Linked DNA regions of Homo sapiens: region 1 is linked to region 2. Evidence: chromatin loops called from intact Hi-C (ENCODE). Cell type or tissue: transverse colon. All regions are shown on one strand.

The links. A loop is a pair of places that touch in the nucleus more often than their neighbours do. Peaks named below come from ENCODE experiments on the same cell type or tissue, not always from the same donor. Only the 100,000 strongest peaks of a DNase experiment are listed, where the experiment ranks them.
Region 1: it touches region 2 in a loop (2.6-fold over the local background); 27 of 110 quality-filtered maps call a loop at or near these places.

What each region holds. Positions count from the first base shown.
Region 1 is chr6:35,561,175-35,563,674 of GRCh38, forward strand. It overlaps LOC124901310 (a long non-coding RNA gene), which reads right to left. Exons shown (of 2, transcript XR_007059562.1): 2 at 1,961-2,354. Among named protein-coding and RNA genes, the nearest start is that of LINC03135, 19 kb to the left of the region's middle. In transverse colon, no CTCF peak of the experiment used is centred here; no DNase peak of the experiment used is centred here; H3K27me3 peaks cover 200 bases.
Region 2 is chr6:35,511,503-35,514,002 of GRCh38, forward strand. It overlaps TULP1 (TUB like protein 1), which reads right to left and starts at 1,394. Exons shown (of 15, transcript NM_003322.6): 1 at 1,310-1,394; 2 at 1,137-1,188; 3 at 678-768; 4 at 146-304. The coding sequence starts at 1,356. In transverse colon, no CTCF peak of the experiment used is centred here; no DNase peak of the experiment used is centred here; H3K4me3 peaks cover 641 bases; H3K27me3 peaks cover 1,914 bases.

The DNA.
Region 1 (2,500 bases), 50 kb after region 2:
AAAGACTTGAATAGACATTTCTCTGGAGGTGATACACAAATGGTCAATAAGCATATGAAGAGATGCTCCACGTCGCTAACTTCCAGGCAAATGCAAATCAGAACCACAAAGGGATAACACCTCACACTCACCAGAATGGCTGCTCTAAAAACAAAACAGAAAATAACAAGTGTTGGTGAGGACGTGGGCAATTGGGACCTTTGTGCACTGTTAGTGGGAGTGTAAAATGGTGCATCTGCTGTGGAAACTGTATGACAATTCCTCAAAAAATTAAAAATAGAGTTACCCTTTGATCCAGCAATTCTACTTGTGGGCGCAGAACCAAAAGAATTAAAAGCAAGGTCTCCAGGAGATATTTGTATAGCCATGTTCATGAGAGCTATTTTAATAAGCCTTTGCATTAATCCTCGGGCACAGGGTATGATACAGCATCCTACAAGAATAAGGAACCCTATTTTGATGGTAGGAGAGGTGAGGATTGAGGACATAAGTCCCTTCCGTTTGCCGAACCAATTTCCCATTAAATTTGTGAAAGGGCCGTTTAGTCTAGAATTTTTGCTAACTTGTTGGATAAGGAGGTTAGGCCTTGCAAAGCCTTTGTTATTGTTTTGTCGGGGGCTGTGTTATTAGGGATAAAAGTATAACATTGGACTTTAATCATGACACAGACTCCGGCCTCTTTCGCTAGTATTATGTTTAATGCTATTCTGTTTTCCCAGGCCATTTGACTGGTGGGTCCTGATTGTCCAGCTATCCCTTTAATAGTGTCTCTAGTATACTTAACAAATCGTTGTTGGTTGTAATAAACGTAATTTGTCTAATCTACATTTTTGTTTATAGTTGACCACCAAAACAGCACAGATTAAAACCCTGCAGCTATTTGATTCTGGGCTTTAAAGTTATCTGGTACTCTTTGTGGAATTCTAATAGCGTCTATATAAATGTGAGGGTTAGAAGATCCAGTGGAGTGCTTTTTATTTTTTTTTTTAACTCGGTTCTGACTTTCTTGCTTACTGTGTTGGCGGAATGCCAGGGTGACAGGGATGGCCAATTGAACGAGAGCACAAGTGCCACTCCAGTGACTCGGCAGAGAACTTCATAGTAGTTTCCCGCAATACCACCATACGTCTGCTCGGGAGTGAGTAAGGGCAGCTTGACTGGTAAGTTCTTGGAAAGGCTTAGTCTCACTGCACCATTTTAGGTCTTTGAGAGACATTAATTTCTCCCCCTGCCGTGAGAGACCCGAGGTAAAATTAACATCTGAGGCTGGAGGCCGGGTGGCCCCTGGGGGCTGATCCACAGAGCCTTTGACTTTGGGGAATAGCAATGAGAGTCTTGTGTGGCTTGCTGCCCCAGGTTGTGGAGTTTTGGAAGAAACTTACCATGCAGCTTATGCCCAGTTCGTTAGAAGACCATCCAAGAGGGAAAGGGACTATTTGAGCCTCTGGCCTGTCTGTTGCACCAGTGTAACAGTTGTTTTTATTTAGTGTGCAAACAGAATATTTAACCCATTCCAACCAGGCATTTGCATTTTGGTATCCTGTCTCGACTGCTAAAGTTTGTTTTAAATCTCTAATATTTGTAATGTCGACTATGGCTTTGTTATTGGAAAAAATAACAGTCTGAATGAAAGAAGGCTCTGGAGAAGGAGAAAGGGAAGGGGGTGGGGGATCAATGAAGCACATTTCAAAAGATCCTATTGGGTCTGTCCCAGAATGAAAATTAGCTTCTAGGCCACAGAAATGGCTTAGAGTGGGGTTAGCATCAGTGGAGGTGGGGACAGTGATGAAGATTTGTATAGGGTTACACTGCTGAGGCTGACAATTAGGGGGAGTTATGCCTTTGGTAAGGTGGATATCGGGCTTTAGATTAATGCAGCTTCCTCCTGGGGAGGTCTAGCCTTGATATTTCGTGGTCCAGAGTTCATCTCCCTAACCATAACAGAACCTCCACCCCGCGCTTTGTGCACATCTGGTACAAGTTTTATTATTATAGGCAGTTTTGTTTATTTTGGAGGGGCAAAGGTACTTATTGATAGAGGCTAACTTTCTTTGGTTTTGGAGATCCTTCAGGGTCTCCTCTTCATGAGGAGGGTTGGGTTTTTCTTAGCTTTAGTTAGGTAGCACTTTCCCCTGGAACAGTAGCCCGTGACTCCGGAGGTGGTGATGTTTTTTCACTCGAGTATGATGAGTTCATCCTTTTTTTGCTGTTCGGATGCAGTTTCAGTGGCCAGGAGCACTAGATAAGGTCCTTCCCAAGCTGGTTCAAGCTTTCCTTTTTTCCACCCTTTGATGAGGACGGGAGCTGATGTTGATGTTCTGGGAATTCCAGGGGCAGCACCTGTGCTAAGAGACCTTTGGTTTTAAGAGAAGAGAAAGTGGAAGATAGACCAAGTATATCATTTTTGAGGAACTGACATTTTGTTTTAAATGTAGGAATGTCAGTAGTGGAATGTACATAAGGTAGCCCATATAGCGTTTTATAAGGGGATAAGCTGATA
Region 2 (2,500 bases):
TACCTGGCTCAAAGATAAGGCCAGAAAAGTGGGGGCTATTTGACTACAGTTGTTTTCTGCCTCTCTGGGCCGTTCCCGTCCAGCCAGCCCCTTCTCTCCTTAGCTCCACCGCCCCCTCACCCGCGTCCCTGGGGCCCTCTCTCACCGTCCTCCGCGTCTGGGGCACGGGCTACCAGAAAGGTTTCCCGGGGGTCGCGCTTCTTGGCCTCGGGGTCCCTGAGGAACCTGGCGTAGACCGTCTGCGGCGCCCGGGCCTGGGCTGGGTCTGGGGAAGGCTCCTCCCGCGGCCTCCCCGTCCGCCCAGCTGAGCCGAGATGCGGGGTTCAGACAGGGTCCCATCCGCGGGTCCGCGAGGCAGCGCCTCTACCCGCTACCCCCAAGCCTGGGCGCACCCCCTCGGGCTCCTCACCCTAGGGATCTCCCCTGGGCTTGGGTTTCCACTTTCAACACTTCTCCCCGGCTTCCATTCAGCTTCCCACCCCCTTCTACCCCAACGCCACCCCCTTCTACACCAACCCCAACCCCAACCCCAACCCCAATCCCTCCCCTCTCATCACTCCCCGCCCCCTCCTCCCCCACCCCGTTCCAGGGCTCGGCGACACCCGCGCCGGCCCTCAAGCCCCTCCCTTCCGCAGCCCACACCCTGGGGGTCCACCCGGGCTCTGCACCCCGCCCACCTCCGGGCTTCCGGGGCTTGGATCCCGTGGGGCAGGGGGATTCGGGGGCCTCCGTCCTCTTCTTCCTTAGCCTCTGTGCCGGGGCGGGTCGCTGCGGAACGGGGGTCAAGAGGAGGTCGAGGAAGGAAAGGGGGGCGCTGAGGCCCGCCCATCCCCCTCTAATCCCTTGAGCCGCCAGAAATAACCGCAGATTATCCGGGGGGAACTGCAGCCCCCTTCTTGGAGTGAGGCAGGATGACCCCTTCCATGCATCGTGGCCATATCCAATGCTCCAAAGTCCCTATTCCTTCCCTGGAAACCCCAAGTCCCCAAACAGCCCTTTCTCCCCCCAGATCTCCAGACATGCAACCCCCAGACCCTGCTAAGGGGGACCTGTCCCACCCCTAGACCCCCTACCCTGCGTGGGTTTACGCACAGCGGGGACATCTTTCTGCTTCCTTTCCAAGTGGGGTGGCATACCTGTTTGGGGCGCCGCGGGGCCTCCGGGCTCAGGCTTTCTTCTTCATGCCCACTGAGGGTAGCAAAGGGATCAGCCTGTCTCCCTTCCCCTTCCCTCCCCATCCCACCCACTCCCCATCCCTCCATCTAGGCCCCCCAGGGTTCAGGTGCCACGAACTGGGGGCCTTCCAGACCTGTCAGAGGCCCACACCTCTCGGAGGGTTTCATCCCGCAGAGGCATGGTGCCTTTGCCTATCGCACCCCTTTCTCTGCAGGTCTAGGAGCCTCCCTCCCGACTCCTGCTAATCTCGGCTCAACTTCACCCCCCTTCCCCCTGCTCAAGGAGTGGAGGCCTGGCCGCGCTGTGGGAGGTGCTACAGCCCACGACCCTCCCCTGCTAGGCCCAGGCCACTGGGGGAAGAATCTCAACTCCAGTTCTTCTCAGATCCCCAGCAGCCTGCAGGATGGCCACCAGCTCCACCTGCCCCGAGAAGCCCCCAGAAGCTTGGGGTGAGAGGGGCCGATTAGTCATTTGTCAATGGGATGTGGAAGAAAACATTAGACTGGATCCTGTATTTATCTTTATTTCTCACAAAAAATAAGAACTAGAGCCAGGTGCGGTGGTTTACACCTGTAATCCCAGCACTTTGGGAGGCTGAGACAGGTGGATCATTTGAGGTCAGGAGTTCGAGGCCAGCCTGGCCGGCACAGTGAAACCCAGTCTCTACTAAAAATTCAAAAATTAGCCGGGTGCGGTGGCTCACCCCTGTAATCCCAGCACTTTGGGAGGCCGAGGCAGACGGATCACAAGGTCAGGAGATCGAGACTATCCTGGCTAACATGGTGAAACCTCATCTCTACTAAAAATGCAAAAATTAGCCGGGCATGGCGGCAGGCACCTGTAGTCCCAGCTACTCAGGAGGCTGAGGCAGGAGAATGGCGTGTACCTGGGAGGCGGAGCTTGCAGTGAGCGGAAATCATGCCACTGCACTCCTGCCTGGGCAACAGAGTGAGACTCCGTCTCAAAATAAATAAATAAATAAATAAAAAATTAGCTGGGCATCGTGGTGGGCACCTGTAGTCCCAGCTACTGGGGAGGCTGAGGCAGGAGAAGCACTTGAACCTGGGAGGCGGAGGTTGCAGTGAGCCGAGATCTTGCCAATGCACTCCAGCCTGGCCAAAAAGAGCAAGACTACATCTCAGAAAAAAAAAAAAAAAAAAGAATATGTCTGTATTGGAGGTATACCCTTAACTCTTTTTCTTTTTTCACTGATAGGGGACATGCTTTTGTGGTATTGTTTTGTTTTGTTTTAGACAGAATTTTGCTCTTGTCACCCAGGCTGGAGTGCAGTGGCACGATCCTGGCTAATTACAGTAAATCCATA